Linked DNA regions of Homo sapiens: regions 1, 2 and 4 are each linked to region 3. The links are chromatin loops, found by intact Hi-C in ENCODE. Cell type or tissue: HCT116. All regions are shown on one strand.

Evidence for each region. A loop is a pair of places that touch in the nucleus more often than their neighbours do. Peaks named below come from ENCODE experiments on the same cell type or tissue, not always from the same donor. Only the 100,000 strongest peaks of a DNase experiment are listed, where the experiment ranks them.
Region 1: it touches region 3 in a loop (5-fold over the local background); 15 of 110 quality-filtered maps call a loop at or near these places.
Region 2: it touches region 3 in a loop (8-fold over the local background); 15 of 110 quality-filtered maps call a loop at or near these places.
Region 4: it touches region 3 in a loop (4-fold over the local background); 6 of 110 quality-filtered maps call a loop at or near these places.

What each region holds. Positions count from the first base shown.
Region 1 is chr11:110,361,018-110,366,017 of GRCh38, reverse strand. The region is part of intron 1 of LINC02732 (long intergenic non-protein coding RNA 2732); the gene reads right to left. Among named protein-coding and RNA genes, the nearest start is that of LINC02732, 8.4 kb to the right of the region's middle. RefSeq lists an enhancer at 2,239-2,760 and a silencer at 2,820-3,114. In HCT116, no CTCF peak of the experiment used is centred here; a DNase peak (open chromatin) is centred at 2,937; H3K4me3 peaks cover 863 bases; H3K27ac peaks cover 2,096 bases.
Region 2 is chr11:110,374,897-110,379,896 of GRCh38, reverse strand. All of the region lies in intron 2 of LINC02732 (long intergenic non-protein coding RNA 2732), which reads right to left. LOC107984385 (a long non-coding RNA gene) reads left to right here and starts at 2,296. Exons shown (of 2, transcript XR_007062885.1): 1 at 2,296-2,394. In HCT116, a CTCF peak has its summit at 3,000 (motif pointing right); DNase peaks (open chromatin) are centred at 2,696 and 3,046; H3K4me3 peaks cover 365 bases; H3K27ac peaks cover 355 bases.
Region 3 is chr11:109,851,307-109,856,306 of GRCh38, reverse strand. No RefSeq gene overlaps it. Among named protein-coding and RNA genes, the nearest start is that of LINC02715, 30 kb to the right of the region's middle. In HCT116, a CTCF peak has its summit at 2,931; a DNase peak (open chromatin) is centred at 2,946; H3K27ac peaks cover 1,477 bases.
Region 4 is chr11:110,090,068-110,095,067 of GRCh38, reverse strand. It overlaps ZC3H12C (zinc finger CCCH-type containing 12C), which reads right to left and starts at 1,676. Exons shown (of 6, transcript NM_033390.2): 1 at 1,636-1,676. The coding sequence starts at 1,656. RefSeq lists silencers at 1,317-1,786, 1,847-2,106, 2,407-2,466. In HCT116, no CTCF peak of the experiment used is centred here; DNase peaks (open chromatin) are centred at 967, 1,267, 1,917, 2,267 and 1 weaker place; H3K4me3 peaks cover 3,201 bases; H3K27ac peaks cover 2,745 bases.

The DNA.
Region 1 (5,000 bases), 510 kb before region 3:
GGGAGGCTGAGGCAGGAAAATGGTGTGAGCTGGGGAGGCGGAGGTTGCAGTGAGCTGAGATCGTGCCACTGAACTCCAGCCTGGGCAACAGAGCGAGACTCCGTCTCAAAAAAAAAAGAAAAAAAGAAGCAGGGACTTGACCAAATATTTATACACCTGTATCATAACAGCCTTATTCATAACGGCCAAGAGCTGAAGCACCCCAAGTGCCTATGGACAGATAAGTGGATAAACAAAACATGGTGTACACATGCAGTGGAATATTCTTCAGTCTTAAAAAAGAATGACACACCTTTAATCCCAGCACTTTGAGAGGGCAAGATAGGTGGATCACTTGAGACCAGGAGTTTGAGACCAACCCAGGCAACATGGCGAAACTCCATCTCTACAAAAAATTAGCCAGGCGTGGTGGCATGTGTCTGTAGTCCCAGGTATTTGGGAGGCTGAGGTGGGAGGATCACTTGAGCCTGGGAAGTCAGGACTGCAATGAGCCATGATCACACCACTGCACTCCAGCCTGGGCAGCAGAGCAAGACCCTGTGCCCGGCCCAAAAGTATTTTTAATGTCACTGAACTGTACACTTAAAAAGAGTTAACATGGTAAATTTTATGTCTTGTGTATTTTACTATCTAAAAAAAAAGAACAGGCCGGGTAAAAAAACAGAACGCCTGTAATCCCAGCACTCTGGGAGGCCGAGACGGCGGATCACGAGGGCAGGAGATTGAGACCATCCTGGTTAACACCGTGAAACCCCGTCTCTACTAAAAATACAAAAAAATTAGCCAGGAGTGGTGGCGGGCGCCTGTAGTCCCAGCTACTTGGGAGGCTGAGGCAGGAGAACGGCGTGAACCCAGGAGGCAGAGCTTGTAGTGAGCCGAGATTGTGCCACTGCACTCCAGCCTGGACGACAGAGGGAGATTCCATTTCAAAAAAAAAAAAAAAAAAAAAAAGAAGCCAAAATAATACTATCCAGGTGGAACTAGGAAGTAAGGAATATTTCTCTATATTTTATGAATATAAAAATAAGAAGGAATTGAATATTTATTCCATAACTGCTCTGTAATATAAATATGAATTATTTGCAGATATTAATGATAATGCTAATATCTAATGAGGCCCATACTATGTGTCAGGTAATGTGCTAAGGGACTTATGTATACTATCTTAATATTCAAAACCATCCTATGAAGTAGGTACTATTATTATCTTCAATTTAAAATTCAGAAAATGGAGGTTTAGAAAACGTAAATCCTTTTCCCAAGACCACAGGTTAGTGAGTAGTAGAACTCAGATCTGGCCTCAGATTTCCTAGCTTTGAGCACCTTGCTCATTTCACATTTTGGGTTCTGTTTCTTACAATCAAAATGTTTGTGTTTTTTTGTTCTTGTTTGTTTTGTTTTTGTTTTTGTTTTTTTCCTTTTTGAGACAAGGTCTCGCTCTGTTGCCCAGGCCAGTGTGCAGTGTCGCCATCTTGGCTCACTGCAGCCTTGACCTCCTGGGCTCAAAAATCCTCCCACCTCAGCCTCCTGAGTAGCTGGGACTGCAGCAGCCATGCACTACCACACCTGGCTAATTTTGGGTTTTTTTTTTTTTTTTTTTAGAGATGGGATCTCACTATGTTGCCTAGGCTGGTCTTAAACTCCTGGACTCAAGCAATCCTCATGGCTTGGCCTTCCAAAATGCTGGGATTTCAGGCGTGAGCCACCACACCTGGCCTGTGGTTGTTTTTGTCTTAAGTTAAACACTTCTTTAAGGAATTTGTAAGGATGGGAATTTGAATTAGGAGACTCCAAATGGCATTTATGTGTCCAGAGGATATAAGAGTTGAACAGCAGCACTTCTTACAAAATTGTGCCTAAAACAATGCCTTGGCAAGCTGCCCCTCATATTCACTGAGGAACCGAGGTACTCAAGTCAAAATCCCAAGGTAAAGGGACTGGGAAGACACTAGCAACAGTGACCATGTCTTCCTTTTCAGGTACAGATAATTTTGTAAAATAATTCTAAAATGACACTGTAATTTTTTTTACTTTCAGACTTCATAGCTGTAATTTCTGACACATTGCTGAGTATTAATTTTTAAAATAAGCATAACCTGGGCAAAACATTGGAACCAACTGAGAGATCTAGTGATTGTATTCTGATAATTTATATTAATAGGAATCTGCCTTTCCCCCAAAGGATTAACTGGATGCATTACTGTATTTGCTTTTCACGTGTATGTGTATTGCGTGTGTGTGTGCGTGTGCTTGTGCATGTATGTGTACTGTGTGTGTGCGCTTGTACACAAAATGGTGGATGAGCACATGTATTTACCTCTTCTATCTTCCACATTCCCATAAAAGTGACAGAAAATATTCTTTAAAGAAAATGAGTGAATAACAGCAATAGGAAACAAGAAAGAGTGTCATCAGCACACAAGAGTTTTGGGAAATTTCTAAAAGATACAAAGCAGATGGATGAACTGATGAGAAACTGCAGGCCAGGGCACAGGAAATAAGTATGTGTCTTCCCAAGGGGGCCCAGAGAAACTCCTCACTTGGTCAACAATACAATGATGGGCCGTGCGGGCAATCAACAGTGGCCTCATTAAAGAACTGGATTCAGTGCCTTGGGACAGCTGGGCCCCTTTCCTGTGACCTGTGTAAACAAAGCTAGGCAGCTGAGACTTTTGGCCTCGGGCTACAAGCCAGGGCACTGCTTTTTAGAAAGAAAGGGCAGAGAGAGTGTTCCTCCGGAGGGTCTTGTAGCTTAAAAGGAGATAACTGAAGAAACTTTGAATCTCTACATTTATAAACTCAGAGGGGAAACAATCAAACTCAAAATGCGTCTCTACCTCCTCCTGGGGAAGCTCAGGTTCCCCAGCCTTCTTGCCTACTCTGCCCACAGGAAACCTACAGGGAAGCCTTCCTGTCCAAAAGTCCTGCCTACTTACACAGAACTCGTGCCAGTCATTCTATTCAGGGAAAACCTTCCTGGAGAAACAAACCTAAACAATTGAAGAGGAAACCCACACAAGCTGGTTGTGCTAAATTAAGGCATTTGTTTGGTTCTGAATTCATTCAAATGAATAGACAATAGAGAACACCACACTTCTCAGGAAAAACAATACAAAAGTGAAAGCTTTAGAAAACAAAACAACTGACCCAAAGGAAAAAGATAATCCAAGCAGGGGAAAATAATTAAAAAAAAAAAAAACCTAATTAACACACACACGAAATCAATCATATTCCAAACACCTAAATTAACAAATTAATAAAATTAGTATTTAAAACAATACTAGTAACAATGCTAATTAGGATAATCAGGAATTTATAGCGTACTACAATCTTAATTACAGTTTGCTATGACAAGTAGCAATCAGAGAACACAAAAGAGTTATTAGGAACTAAAAATAAACGTTTCAAAGGGATGACTAAACAATAATACAGACACAACCGAAGATCAATTTGATTACCTGAAAGATAAAGTAAAATGACAGAAAATATGAGAGAAAATTAAAATATGTAGAAGTTAACTCTGAGAAATCTAATACCTATAAAAATGTGGTTTTAGAATGTATTTAGGACTGTGGAGAAAAATAAATAATCCAGAAAATAAAATTTTCCTGTGCTAAAGAGTTTTTAGGACCAGGCATGGTGTCTCTCGCCTGTAATCCCAGAACTTTGGGACACCGAGGTGGGCAGATCACTTGAGGCCAGGAGTTCGAGACCAGCCTGGCCAACATGGCAACACCTCATCTCTACTAAAAACACAAAAATTAACTGGGTGTGGTGGCACACGCCTATAGTTCCAGCTACTCAGGAGGATGAGGCACAAGAATCGCTTGAACCCAGGAGATGGAGGCTGCAGTGAGCTGAGATCGCACCACTGCACTCCAGCCTGGGTGATAGAGCGAGACTTGGTCTCAAAAAAAGAAAAGAAAAAAGGTTTTAGATTGAAATCTCACCAATTTTTAAGCAAGGGGAGGAAAAATATGCATACACATCACACACATACACACACACACACACACACACACACACACACACAGAGCTAAAGATATCCTGGTAAGGCCAGGTGTGGTGGCTCACACCTGTAATCCTGGCACTTTGGGAAGCCAAGATGGGCAGATCACCCGAGGTCAAAAGTTCGAGATTAGCCTGGCCAGCGTGGCAAAACCCCATCTCTACTAAAAATACAAACATTGGCCAGACTCAGTAGCATGCACCTGTAATCCTGTAATCCTGTAATCCCAGCTACTCAGGAGGCTGAGGCAGGAGAATTGCTTGAACCCAGGAGGTAGAGGTTGCGGTGAGCTGGCATTGCACCACTGCACCCCAACTGGGCAACAGAGCGAGACTGTCTAAAAAAAAAAAAGGGCTGGGCGCAGTCGTTCACACCTGTAATCCCAGCACTTTGGGAGGCCAAGGTGGGCAGATCACAAGGTCATGTGTTCGAGACCAGCCTGGCCAACATGGTGAAACCCTGTCTCTACTAAAAATACAAAAATTAGCCGGGTGTGGTGGCACACACCTCTAATCCCAGCTACTCAGGAGGCTGAGGCAGGAGAATCACTTGGACCCGGGAGGCAGAGGTTGCAGTGAGCCAAGATCACGCCACTACATTCCAGCCTAGGCGACAGTGAGAGACTCTGTCTCAAAAAAAAAAAAAAAAAAGATATCCTGATAAAATTGTAGAATTCAGAATACGAAGAAAACCCTAGAAGGTAAAAAAAAAAAAAAGAAAGAAAACAATAATAAGATTGTCATCCAATTTCTTTTTTTTATAAGAAAATATTTTGAAGTCTTTATTCACAAAACCTTTAAAAACAAATAATACCCTCTGTTTTGCAAATAATGTTTTGTTTAAAAAGGACCACCCAGTTACAGCACTGTAATATCATGAATAAAGAATGTACAAGGGAGACAAACCAATGTGACTAACATTTGGAGATTTGCTAATATTACTGATTGAAGTGTAGGTAACACACATTATAACTTGTAGTCCATCATTTCAG
Region 2 (5,000 bases), 520 kb before region 3:
CAATCGACCATCTCGCATTCTATGTGTTTACTTATTTATTGTCTGTCCTCATTTCAACACTTCCTCCTACCTTCCAGAATATACTCTTCAGGAGGGCAGCAACTTTAATACACTCCTGATGCCTAAACCAGTGTTTTGCTCATAGGAGGCATTCAATAAATATTCACTGAAAAAAATAATGAACTGAAGAAACTCATCCTCAAATGTGAGAAACAAACTCACCCATTCAAATCAAAGAATGGACTCAAAGACCTGGAGAACAGGGAAAGTGAGACTTCTAAGGACAGTCTAGCAAGACTGAGTGTTTGATAGGCAGGCACACCCAGCACGGTTTCAACAAGCAATTTATGCCCTCATGCACAGGTCCCTCCCCCAGTTCCTCATAGGCTGAGTACTATGGGGTCACAATCTTCCCAGACGTCACCGAATGGTGGTTGGGTAGGGGCTTTGGGTGTCTTCTTCAGGGTTGTCCTGCTGCATTTTGTTGTAGGCCACAATACATTGCAATCCTACTTAACTTAAGGACTCTTCAAGAATTTGACTTATGACCTAAATAGCTGGGCAGGCTGATAAGAACAGACAAAGTGAGCTATTTTGCAGGCTGGTAAACTTTCATCTTAAACTTCTTTGGTTCAGGTGAGGGCAACTAAGGTGGTGGGAGGGGACAGGGTATCCAAGCAGGGGCCTGGTATATCCTGTTTCTTCTGTAGTTTGCTGACTGAAGCCGATTCAAGGCACTTTGTCTTGGAAATGGACCACTGTATACATTATTTCTTTCATCAAACCTGAGCGTAGAAGTAAAGTGAAACAGCCAAAAATGCAATTCCAACTGTTAGAAAGTTATAGATAGGCCGGGCGCAGTGGCTCACATCTGTAATCCCGGCACTTTGGGAGGCTGAGGCGGGTGGATCACCTGAGGTCAGGAATTCAAGACCAGCCTGACCAACATGGTGAAACCCTGTCTCTACTAAAAATACAAAAATTAGCCAGGCACAGTGATACTTGCCTGTAGTCCCACTTACTCAGGAGTCTGAGATAGGAGAATCTCTTGAACCTGGGAGGAAGAGGTTGCAGTGAGCCGAGATCACACCACTGCACTCCAGCCTGGGTGACAGAGTGAGACTCTGTCTCAAAAAAAAAAAAAACAAAAGAAATTTGCAGATAATATCTTGGACCAGATTTCCCTGAGAGAAGGAGGGTAAAGGGCCTGGAAAACTATATAAGAAATGTGTTCACTTAGAACCACCCAGCACTTTGGAGGCCAAGGCGGGCTGATCACGAGGTCAAGAGATCGAGACCATCTTGGTTAACATGGTGAAACCCCGACTCTACTAAAAAATACAAAAAAAAAAAAAAAAAAAAAACTACAGGGCGTGGTGGTGCGCACCTGTAGTCCCAGCTACTCAGGAGGCTGAGGCAGGAGAATCGCTTGAACCCAGGAGGTAGAGGTTGTAGTGAGCTGAGATCGCATCGTTGCACTCCAACCTGGGCAACAAAGCGAGACTGTCTCAAAAAAAAAAAAAAAAAAAAAAAACCCAAGACTCAAGTCAGTCCATGTGATCCTAACAGAAGTAAAAATTATTAATGGAAGGTTCTTCAGAAAGGCAACCTTTGCACACTGAAAACAGCAATTTAGGACCTGTAACATGAATGAAAGTCTGTAGCTTCCAAAAGTCTTTAGTCCAAATAATTAATTACTATTAAAGGACACTAGAACTTTCCTCCAAAAAGCAAAATGTGTCCAGGGCCAGGCGTGGTGGCTCACACCTGTTATCCCAGCACTTTGGTCCAAGTGGGCAGATTGCTTGCGGCCAAGAGTTTAAGACCAGCCTGGGCAACATTGCTAAGCCCTATCTCTAGAAAAAAAAATATAAAAATTATCCAGGCATGGTGGCAGTAGTTGCAGCTACTGGGAGGCTGAAGTGGGAGGATCACTTGAGCCTGGGAGGCAGAGGTCACAGTAAGTCAAGATCACACCATTGCACACCAGCCTGGCCAACAGAGTGAGAACTTGTCTCAAAAAAAGAAAAGAAAATGTATCCAGGAGGTAGGACCAAAAAACATTTAAACTCTTTGTGTCCAGGAATAGAGCAGAGACCTTGAAAAGGCAGAATTAAGTATAATTGCTGTGGTCTGAATGTTTGTGTCCCCCGCTAATTCGTATGTTGAAATTCTAACCCCCAAGGTGAGGATGGTATTTAGAAAGCAGGCCTTTGGAGGCCTAGGGCATGAGGGCAGAGTCCTATGAATCAACTAAGTGCCCTTTTAAAAGGGCCTCTGCCCCTTCCACCAAGTGAGGACACAGCAAGAAGTCATGCTCTATGAGAAAGCTGGCTCTCACCAGACACCAGATCTGCTGGCACCTTGATCTTGGACTTCTCAGACTTCAAAACTGTGAGAAATAAGTTTCTGTTGTGTATTAGCTACCCAGTTTACGGTATTTTGTTGCAACAGCATGAACAACCTAGGACAATAATTTTAATGTGTAAAATTAAATTTAAATGTTAAATTAAGTTTAGCCTAAAGCTACTTCCTTACATATTTTAAGTTCAGCCTAAAGGTTTCTCCATACATAGTGAACTGTAACCTAACTGAATGTGCAAACAGACTATGACCTGCTCTTGTGACAAGCAGCTGAGGCTCAGCCAATCACAGCAGCTGAGTTTCAGCCAATCACAGGTGGCCAACTGTTTGTATAAGGCAAACACCCAGCTGTCACCAATCCAGCTGTTTCTGTACCTCACTTCTGTCTTTAGTCCGTCACTTTCCTTTCTCCATAAATGTTATTCAACCACGTAGTAGCCCCGGGTTTGCTCTGAACCTGTTCTGGTTCTGGGGGCAGCCCAACTATTGTATCATTCTCTGCTCAAACACTGTTAAATTTAATTTGTCTAAAGTGTTTCTTTTAACAAAGAGAAGGTGTATTAGATTTCCACCTAATTTGAAAATTTCAAAGCCATAATGGAGAAGCGCAGGCACTACTGGTCATTTTTGTCCAGTAGATGGAGCCCTAGTAGAAAGGAAACAGTCTGGCAAGTATCAAAATTTCTCAGAGGAAGATTTGAACGGGGAATTCACTGTGGATTCCACACCCTAAGAGTCCATTAGGCAGCCTGCCAGAGTTCTCCCCAGCCAGTCTGAGTGAGAACTCCCAGCGGAAGGACCCTGAAATGAACTAATAAAGTAACCAGCAGGACAAAGCAATGTGCCATGGAAAGAACAACAGATTTGATTTTAATCCGAATGCCAAGAGTTTGTTTTTGCAAACATACAAAACTTTAGGAATTAAGGTGGGTTGGAGGTGGATTTGTGATACTCATTGGATTAGAAATAAAAGGTTAACAAGTATATTAAAATTAAAGCCATAAGGCTGTGATTTTATGGTGTGTATGTATTTGAGGGAAAGAGGAAAAAATACATTTAAAAGGCTTGTAATTCCCTAAATACCCATGACTTATTAATTATACATGGAGTAATTAATAATACATAGAGTAATTATTACAATAATACATGGAGTAATTAAAATTTCTGCAACATTTGATTATCAAGATGTGATATAATTTATTGAATTGGATTATAGTTTGTGGATGTGCTTAGCGCTCTACTACTTTTTAAAATGCTCTCCCACACATCATCATCAGAGCACATCTCAGAGATGGAAATTTGTGATTTGCCCAAGGTTAGTGGGGCAACTGATAAAAAAAGGATCCTGTCTTACATACTCCCACCCTTTGTTGTAAGCTCCTGTTGGATGCCAAGAATCACCTGCTGCCTTAGTTCTTTGAACAGGTTTTATGTGTTTGATGGAAAAAGGGCACTTTTCAAGAGAGAGAATAGCTGAGCTTTGAAGAATGGAATGACCAGGATCTGAGTAGAGAGAGTGGCAGGAAGGGGAGCTGGGGCTAGGCAAGCTTGGGTTCACAGAGCTGCCCCTCTCTTATCTACCTGGTGGAGGGGGAGTAGAGATCATGATACTCCAACCCCTCTCTTCATGAACCTGGAGTAGGGAGAGTAGAAGAGAGAGGGAACAGGGGAATCTCATAAGATTGCTTGGTAGCATAACGACCTCGGCGAATTTAAAGTGGAACTGAGGTCCTTAGTCTTAGTCCATTTGTGCTGCTATAACAAAGTATCTTACACTGGGTAATTTATAAACAACAGAAATGTATTGCTCACAGTTCTGGAGGCTGGGAAGTCCAAGATAAAGTGCCAGCAGGTTCAATGTCTGGTAAGGGCTCATTGCACAGAGATGGTACCTCTTGCTGCATTCTCACATGGTAGAAGGGAGCAAACAGCCTCCTTTTAATCTCCTTTACATTATCCCATTTATGAAGGCAGTCTTCATGACTTAATCACTTCCCCCAAAGTCTCCACCTCCATGCTATGACATTGAGGATTAAGTTTCAGCCTATGATTTTGGAAAGCATACCAACATTCAGACCATAGAACCAGCCAATGAGATTGTGGGCTATTCTTCCACCATACTCAATGGGCAAAGACATGGAGTAGGGCAGAGAGCTGGATTTAACCAGGGTTGGAGTTTGGCCAAGTGAGTTTAAAGTACAATTAAAAGGACAAGGGAGTTTGGGATCTATTCAAGAGGGTGACTATGATGGACCATCCAATTTCAGTTGGATAAGGAAGTTGAGGACAGCAAGTCACAGTCACAGTCTGAGCCAATTCTCAGTGGCCAGGGCTATAGAAGGACACAGGCCATAAGAAGATAAGGAGGAACCTTGCACTGCTGGCCTCTGACAGTGAGTAGAACCCAATCTCTCTCTAAGCCAGTGACCCAATTTCCTCTGTCTTAAACAGCTCATAGTACAGCTGGCTCTTTCTCATTCTTCAGGCTGCTGTGAAATCTTCCCTGACTTCCCCAGCATAGGACACAGATCCTCCCTGCTGTTCTTAATAACACACTTTTTTTTTTATTTCTTTCAGGGCTTCTCACCATCTGGTTATTTTATTGATTTGTTTACATGTTTATTGTCTGTTTTTCC
Region 3 (5,000 bases):
TGTGTCACGGTTTGGAAATTCTTGCAATATTTTAAATTTTAAATTATTATTATATCTGTTATGGTGATCTATGATCAAGGATCTTTGATATTACTGTTATAATTATCTTGGGGGGCCACGAATCATGCCCACATAAGACAGTTAACTTCATCGATAAATGTTTGTGTTCTGACTGCTCCACAGAACAGCTTTTTCCCCATCTCTTTCCATCTATGCCCCTTTCCTCAGGCCTCCCTATTTCCTGAGACACAGAAATACTGAAATTAGACCAATTAATAATCCTACATTGGCCTCTAAGTGTTCAAGGGGAAGGAAGAGTTGCACGTTGCTCACTTTAAATCAAAAGCTAGAAATGATTAAGCTTAGTGAGAACGGCAGGTTGAAAGCTGAGACAGGCCAAAAGCTAGGCCTGTTTCACCCAACAGCCAAGTTGTGACAACAAAGAAAAAGTTACTGAAGAGAATTAAAATTGCTACTTCCATAAACACACGAGTAATAAGAGTGTGAAACAGTCTTATTGCTGATATGGAGAAAGTTTTGGTGGTCTGGATAGAAGATCAAATCAGCCACAAATATTTCTGTGTCTCAGGAAGTAGGGAGGCCTGAGGAAAGGGGCATAGATGGAAAGAGATGGGGAAAAAGCTGTTCTGTGGAGCAGTCAGTCTGGGCCTTCCAAAACCCAATTTGGAGTAAGGCCCAGACTCTCTTGAATTCTATGAAGGCTGAGAGAGGTAAGGAAGCTGAAGAAGAAAAGTTTGAAGCTAACAGAGCTTGGTTCATGAGGTTTAAGGAAAGAAGCCATCTCTGTAACTTAAAAGTGCAAGGTGAAGCAGCAAGTGCTGATGTAGAAGCTGCAGCAAGTTATCCAGAAGATCTAGCTAAGATCACTGATGAAGGTAGCTACTAAACAACAGATTTGCAATGTAGACAAAACAGCCTTCTATTGGAAGGTGATGCCATCTAGGACTTCCACAGCTAGAGAGGAGAAGTCAATGCCTGGCCTCATAGCTGCAAAAGACATGCTGCTTTTCTTGTTAGAGGCTAATGCAGCTGGTGACTTAGTTGAAGCCAATGCTCATTTAGTATTCTGAAAATCCTAGGGCCCTTAAAAATTGTTATGCTCTATCAATAAAACAACAAAGTCCAGATGACAGCACATCTGTTTAAAGCATGGCTTACTAAATATTTTAATGCCTCCATTGAGACCTACTACTCAGGAAAAAAGATGCCTTTCAAAGTATTACTGCTCATTGAGTAATATTTTAGTAATCCAGGAGTTCTGATGAACATGTACAAGAAGATTAATGGTGTTTTTACACCTGCTAACCAAGCATCCATTTTGCTTGAATCAAGGAGTCATTTTGACTTTCAAGTCTTATTATTTAAGCAATATATTTCATGAGGCTAGAGCTGCCTTAGATAGCAATTCATCTCATGGATCTGGGCAAAGTAGACTGAAAATCTTCTGGAAAGGATTCATCATTCTAGATGACATTAAGGACATTCATGGTTTATGGAAGAAGGTCAAAAATGCACATTAACAGGAGTTAGGCAGAAGTTGACTCCAATCCTCATGGATGAGTTTGAGGGCTTCAAGATTTCAGTGGAGGAAGTAACAGCAAAAGTGGTGCGAATAGCAAGAAAGCTAGAAGTAGAAGTGGAGCCTGAAGATGTGACTGAATTGCTGCAATCTCATGATACAACTTCAATGAATGAAGAGTTGCTTCTTATGGATGTACAAAGAACGTGGCTTCTTTCTTTCTTCTTTTTTTTTTTTTTTTGAGAAGGAGTTTCACTCTTGTTGCCCAGGCTGGAGTGCAGTGGTGTGATCTTGGCTCACTGCATCCTCCGTTCCTATGAAGATACTGTAAAAGTTGTTGAAAGGACAACAAAGCATTTATTTTTTATTTATTTTATTTTTCTTTTTATAGATTTAGGGGGTATAAGTGCAATTTTGTTACATGGTGCATTATGTAGTGGTAAAGTCTGGGCTTTTAGTATAATCATCACCTAAATAGGTATACCTTGTACCCCGTAGGTAATTTTTCATCCCTCACCCGCCACTGAATTTCCCACCTTTTAGAGTTTCCAGTGTCTATTATTCTACTCTGTATGTTAGGTGTACACATTATTTAGCCCCCACTTATAAAGGAAAACATGTGGTGTTTGACTTTCTGTTTCTGAGTTATTTTACGTAAGATAATGGCCTCTAGTTCCACCCATGTTGCCACAAAAGTCATGATTTTTTTTTTTATGGCTAAGTAGTAGTCCATGATTTATCACATTTTTTTAATGCAATCATCCAGTGATGGACTTTTAGGTTGATTCCATGACTTTACTGTTGTGAATAGTGCTGTGATAAACATATGAATGCAGGTAGAATTTTATATAATTATTTATTTTCCCTTTGGGTAGATACCCAGTAGTGGGATTGCTGGATAAAATGGCAGTTCTATTTTCAGTTCTTTGAGAAATTAATAAAACACCAAAATCAGGAGAAAGCAAAATGTGGTGAATGTAATTAAGGAAGATTTTATGGGAACAGAATTTGTTTTGACTCTAAAAAAAGGTAGATAGATAAGGGAATAAAGAATGGGCATTTATTTACATGCTATATTTTCTCTAAGGAGACACCACCATTCTATAAGCAGCAATATTTTGAGCCTTGGCAGGCGAGAATGATAAAAATGAAGACCCCAAGATACAGAAAGTTGTGTTAAGTCACTGAAGTGGTGACCGAATGACCTGAGCGTCTTCCAGACACATGTATTGCCAGATTTTGTCTTTCTGTGAATGTACATTTCATTGCTCTTCTTGAGGAGACAAATATCCATAACTGAGTATAGTAACTATTCATATAGGAAGCAACTAAAAGAAGTACTTTAAGATGTCTTTGCTGTTTAACTTTCTGGTTTCTAGAGCTATGTCTCCGCCTGATGGGAGGTAATGGAATTACGGTAAATTTACAAGGGCAACTTGAATAGAATCATGCTTATTACATCAGCTAGAAAATCACCCAGCTAATTATAGGAAACAGAGAAAAAAATCCCCAAAACAATGATGACCATAAAATATGTAGTTTGCTGAAGTTACATTTTCTTATTGCAGTGAATTACTTAAGATGTATTTCTTCCCTATAGAGAGCTATACTGTTTTAATGCATGTACTATTGGGAACATTGAAAAGCATCAGTGCTATTTCATTTAAGGGGTGTTGTTGTTGCACTTCTCAAAAAGTATTTCTTTATTTGCTGATGTGTATTTAATAAAAGGATAAACTTCATCTGGAATGTTATTGACATCAATTTGAGGGGAGGGGGTTGTTGTGGGAGGAATATATTAGAGAGAAATTTCAAAATTTTTCATGGATACAGACAGTTCCCATACATGATTCATGTAACAAAAATATAACAGTATTTATTACACTTCAATTTTTACTGGACTTAGTATATATCAGTCTTTGCAGTTTTTGTGACTCGTTTTCTTCTAATCCCTGATAAAAGCATGGATTAACATATTATCAGCCTCTTGGTTTAGAAGTAGAGATGAGGATTTCTGTGTTTCAGAATCACCCATGGCCTCTTTTGGTATAAAAGCTAGAGTTGAAAATAGCATGCAATATTTAAAAAAAATCACATTAGTTATTTAAGATCACATAATAAACAAATTTAGATATGTTTTAGAACTCTTTATCCTTTGTCTGGGAAAGAGAGTACTAAGAATTAAGCCACAGTAGGTTTAAAAAATTACTTGATTTATTGGATAGTTATGAGAAAGAAACTAACAATTGGCAAATATCCTGAGCGCTAAATTTGGCTAGGTGCTTTAGATAGATAACATGCTTTTGAAAAAGCGGTGTTATTTCCCCAATTCACAGAGGGGGAAATAGGTATTTAAGCAACTTGCCTAGGATCACATTGCTATTAAGATGTGAACCTGATAGAACTGGCCCCACATCCTCATCCTTCTCACTGCTTCATTTATATCCCCATTGTAGAAATTAGAGGAGCTTTATTGTAGAAATGGACTCATACAATTATGGAAGCTGAGAAGTCCCACGATCTGCTGTCTGCAAGCTGGACCACCATGAAAGCTGGTGATGTAATTCAGGTGGAGTTCAAATGCCTGGGAACCAGGCCAGGCTGCTGGTGTAAGTCTCAGGTTCACAGGCCTGGGAACCAGGAGCTTTCATGTTTCAGATAAAATAAATTCATCCTTTATTCACCTTTTGGTTCTATTCAGGACTTCAGTGGATTGGATGATGCCCATTAACATTGGTGAGAGTGATCTTTACTCAGTCTGCCTATTCAAATGCTCATCTCTTCCAGAAATATCTTCAAAGACACACCCATAAATATTGTTTAGCCAACACTCCCTTAGCCCAGTTGAGTTGATTCATAAAATTAATCATCACACACACTCCTCATTTCAGCAAAAAAAGCTGAGTGGGACCAGCACCCAAAAGTAATAGGCCAGTTAAGGAAATGATTTAAAGCCAAGTCAGTGAAAATACTTAACAAAAATGCAAATGTCAATACCTTATATTAGTATGTAATGTCTTCTATTTGTAATACCTATCAGTTTAGAAATGCTTTTATAGACATTATTTTATTTACTCCTCACTGCAATCCCAAGAGAAAGAAACAGCTGAGAGTGATTTTCTTTTTTTTTTTTTTTTAAACAGGTCAGGGGATTGAGGCTTGGATAAGTTGTCTCTTGCCCAAGACCACTGAGCTCCTTTTGGTGTGTGATTTCTGCAGACCTAAATGAAAAATGTATTTGTCTCACCACTTTCTTTTCTATTCCCATCCTTCATACCTCATTGTGGGCTTTCCGTGCTAGGCATAAGGTATGGAGAAAATGCAAATTTAAACCCAGTGGGTTTTACTCCCTGGCACCCTTCTCATCTTTGAGTTCAGAATCTCAAAGGCTTTCTTTCCACAGAAAAGCATATGTTAACTCATCACTTACTGTACCTCAAGTAGATACTTTTAACAACAA
Region 4 (5,000 bases), 240 kb before region 3:
ATTATACTAAAATAGTTCCGTTAGACTTCCCTTATTAAATAAAGGCTAAAAAATGCCAGTCACTTTGTTGTTGTTTATTTAAAAGTTCATTTTACTTTGGTTATAATGTTTAAGTACTTTTATGGTGACCAAATACTAGAAGTAGAATCTTGTAACTTACTTTGAAAGTAAGATAGACTCTTTCATGTAAAAATATTAAAACATTTTGAACTATGGGTACATAGTCAACAGGCCATTCTATTTTTATGGTACCATCCAGTAGACAGATTTAGGTAACTGGAAATAAGCATGCCAAATTGTTGAAGAAAACAGGTGAACAGGGGGTCAAGTCCGAAATAGGCATCTTCCTGGGCTTATCACACTAAGATTAATTTTACCAATGTTTGATGAAGCTATCATGTAGTCAAACACAGAGAACCCTAAACTTAAGAAACTGCTACTAAAATTAATTGTACATGTGATTAAATGAATGGAAGTCATACCCTCTAAATCCTAAGTCCATTAAGACAAAAACATTTATAACACACTGTATTTATGACTTCTTGTGGTTCTTGAAAAGTCAAAAATTGTGTTTGAGGTTTATCTCGTTTTCCGTTTATAATATGCATTTTAAAAGTGGAAAAACTCAAGCACGTAACAAGTGAAAAACTGAACAACGTTGCCAAATTCCTAAACATACAATACTTAGCTCCAATTATCTCTGCATCTATTCTAAAATGGTTTAAAAAAAGTCTGAATCAATAAGCGCCTGATGGGCCTGGGATACTCCAATACAGTCTTGTCAACCAATAGGAAAACTTTTCCTAAATCTGGATTCGTCTTTCATCTCTTTATCACAAAACACCGAACACAAACCGAGATTGTTAACGGATAACCAAATGGCAAGAACCCCAGACAGAGTAATCAGTACTTGGATGTTAGGGCTGTTTTTAAGGACTTGAAATGAGACAGCTTAGGGAAGAAATGCGGGATTCATTTCTCCAAGTTATATTTGTAACACTTCTTAATACGGAGTTAAAAATGTGAACAGCCGAGCTAAAATGAACGCAGCGTGTAAAAGGGATCTGGACTGGAGCCTGGGGGTGAAGGAGGGACGAGGGGGGAGTGAGGGGCTTTCGTGACGCTCGGCCTGGGGTTGCTGGCGATCTGGATGGAGGGATGGATAGTTAAGCGAATGGCCAGGGCTGGATCCGAGATGCCAAGAGATGTCTCGCCCCACGAGCGCGCGCGAGTCTGAGCCGCTGGGGCAGCGCAGTGTGTCCGTTTCCATCCGCGGCGCCCGAGCCCGCCTCCATGTTCGCGATCTATGCCCCCGGGCGGGCGGGGACCGGTGCCTTAGGCCGCGGGGCCGGGAAGCCCGGCCTCACCTCGCCCGAAATCCCGGCGGGGACGGCGTTGCCCGAGGGGAGGATGCGCTGGGCTTTCCGCTCGGCCCCACCTGAGCGACCGGAGCTCGGTGACTCGACCTCCGGAGCCCGACCCGCCTGGGCCTGGAGATCACACGGCGAGGTCGCTGCGGCCCCGGCGCCCTCCGCCTGGCGCCCGGGCGCGGCCCCGCGGCCCTCCCCACGACCGGCTACCCCAGGACCACTCTCGCCGCGGTCCGCGTCCCCCACCCCCTTCCCGAGGACAAACCTGGGAGCCGCCACCCGGCATAGCCAGCCCCGCGAGAAAGCGGCGAGCGGGCGGCGGGGCCCGCGGAGAAGCGGCCACCGCGGCCCTCCCGCGCCAAGCCGCGCCCGCCCGCGCGCCCTCTCCGCGGGCCGCAGCCCCGGCGCCCCCTCCCTGGGTTGCACAACTCACAGCCCCAACGCGCGCGCACTCGAATCTGTTGCTCAACCTACTTGCATTCTCTTCTCCGCAGCCATCACTACATGCCCTGGAGCTGGGGCAGCCCCGGGGCCCTCCGGCAGGCGGCCGCCTCTCGCCTCAGCCCTGGGCTGCCGCGGCCGCCGCTAGGGCGCGGGGCGAGCGCGAGGCTCCCTCATGCCTCCCGCCCGGACAGCTGGCCGCACGCCAGGGCCCCGGCTCGGGCGCGCCCGAGCGCTGGGCTCGGCTCGGCCCTGCCCTTCGTCCGTGCCGCTGCTCCGCGGGCGAGAGCGAACCCGGCTCCGCCACCTCGCTCCGCGCTCCTCGCCCGCCCGCCCGCCCGCAGCCACCGCAGCCGCGCCGCTTCCTCCTCCCCTTCCCTCTTTTCCTTCTCCTCCGTCGCCGCCTCTGGAGCCGAGGTTGGCAAACCAGCACCTGCTGCTGGAGAACGCCGAGAACTGAAACAGGAAACCCTGAGCCAAGGGGAAAACCCGAGAGGCGTGGAGAGGGGTGAGGGGAGCTGCTGGAACCTGTCGGGCTCGACCCAGCCGCTGGGGCTGCCCGAGGTTCCCGCGCCGCCTCCCCTCGCGCCTATTCCCTGCCCCGGCCCAACCCAGCGGTCCCGACCTCCCCGCGCCTCTCCCCCGACCTGGTGCAGGACGGCGCCTTTCCGCTCGGCGACACCTTCTCCACCCAGCAGTAACACTGATCATGTCCCGGGCAGTCAAGGAGATCGACGGGCCGCCTTCTTAGGGCAGGTTCCCCGTAGTTGTTTACTTATCAATATTCCGTGATGAGGAAAAACCACACCCTGCATTAGCAAGGCCAATAAAAGAATTTAAACAAATGAAGCTGTTGGGATTTCACCCAGGGATAGGACTTCTTTCAGCAAGGAAATTGGCTTTGATGGAAATGGCAATCGTGTCAAAATCGAGGTTGAACCCAAGATACATCCAGATCTCTTTCAGGAGATCGGAAGGAAACAGCCCTTTGCACAGAGGTGGGCGCCTGAATCGCAGGCTGAAAAGCACCGGGAGCAGAGAGCCTTTCTACTTCTGTGAATCGTACAACACCCAGCACAAACTAAGTCAATGTTTCAGAAATGTTCAAATAACCTTATTCGCCTGTCCTTGGAATCATTACGAGCAGCCTAGGGCAGGATGAGTCTGCTTCTGGAGTGAGAGGGAGGGACACTGAATGGGTTGTGCCCCTACCATATGCCACGGGCCAAATAGCCTGCTTTAAATCCACTGTCCCGTTTGTCACCACAGCCATGTGAGCTGGGTATTAGAAACCCCTTTATCCATCAGAAAATCGAGGTTAGAAAATTTACCTGCAGTTACACAGCTTGAATGTGAGGTATTCAGGTCTGTTACATCTAAAGGACGCATTTGTTTCACTGGACCACGATTCATGCCTTTGATCAACTTTTTACCTTTCATAAAATTAGTTTTGCCTCTGAGTTGTTTTCAGTAGGGCATATATATGGTTTAAGCCTGGATCTGTTGAATTTGCTTGGACTGCCTAATGGTAGTGATATTCATGATGCTTATTGGGGTTCAAACTTGATAATTTTCAGTTTAATATTCTCTACCAAATGTAGGCCTTTATGGCTCAGTTGAGCAGCACAGATGTCCCCATCTTTTTGGCCAGCATCAGTTGCTCTTTAGCTGTTGATGTTGGGGTCCCAGCTGAGAGTATCCTACTGGCTGGTGCACATGAGCATCCTGACTCTGCCTGTGAGATGAAAGGAGAGTGTCTTACTGAGCCTGTTTTCCACGTCAGTAGGCCAGTCATGAAGCCGATTAAATAAAATTGCAGGTAGGCAGGTAGGCTGCCTTCTCTGGTTCTGTGGTGCACACTTTTTTTTTATATAGAGTCTGACCCTGTCGCCCAGGCTGGAGTGCAGTGGTGCGACCTCAGCTCACTGCAACCTCCGCCTCCTGGGTTCAAGCGATTCTCCTGCCTCAGCCTCCCCAGTAGCTGGGATTACAGGTGTGTGTCACCACATCTGGCTAGTTTTTGTATTTTTAGTAGAGACAAGTTTTCCCCATGTGCCCAGGCTGGTCTCAAACTCCTGGCCTCAAGTGATCCATCTTCCTTGGCCTCTCAAAGTGCTGGGATTACAGGCGTGAGCCACTGTGCCCGGCCAGGTCCACATTTTTTCATACCACCCTGAAGACCCTTAGGAAGATTGGTAGCCTGCTGTCTGCAGCCGGGTCAGATTTTTATTGGCAGGAAAGTAGGGGCTGGGAAAGCAGCCCCTTTACACTGTGCCAAAACCTTGGAGGTCTCTGGAGCAGAGTTAGAGGCCCTCAATCTTAGGATCTCTAAGGGACTTAGCAGGGACTTAGAACGAGACTGGCTGTTTGACGATAAGTGACAGCATCTATGGCACGGCTTTAGTGATGCCAGGAAGTTCCTCCACTCCGCAGTATACTGCCCACACAGTCTACCTCTTACCTTGTATCCCACAGTTGACTCAGCTGAACTCCATTGATTAAGCTTGGTTAAAAATCAAGGTAAAAGAGATGAGTAATAGTTATAATAACTAACATTTAATGAATGCTTACCATGTTCCAGATACTATTCTAAGCACTTTGCATGCGTTGTCTCATATAATGCCCACAAAACCCCTATAAGGAAACACCTATCACTATTTCCATTTCACAGACGAGACAACTAAGACCAAGATTATAGTCAGTAAATAACAGTGCAGGGGCTAAAATGCAGTCAATTTGACTCTAGAATCAGGACCCATTATGTGAATAAGATACAGTAACTGCCCTTATTACTTTACTATTTATTTGGAGAAATAAAAACACATGAAAAATTAAAAGAAAACTAAGAAGAGAAGATAATTTATAGGTGTCAAATGTGAGTATAGGTAATAAATGCCATGAGGTATCAGAAGACAGAGAAATCACTTTAGGTTGGGGTGGTTAGGAACACTTACATAGAAGATGAGTCGGGGTTTCAAAAAGGGGAGATTTGAGCTGGATTGTGATGAATGAGTAGTATTTTGATAAGTGGAGAGGATAAGGAAGAACATATTCATAGAATTGATAACATATACGAAGAGTGCCAGGGAAATTTGGGGAACAGGATAACAAACAGCTGGAAAGGAAAAGTAGGACAAAATTACAGAGATTTGCAAAACAAGCAAGGAATACACTCTCACTCATGCACAG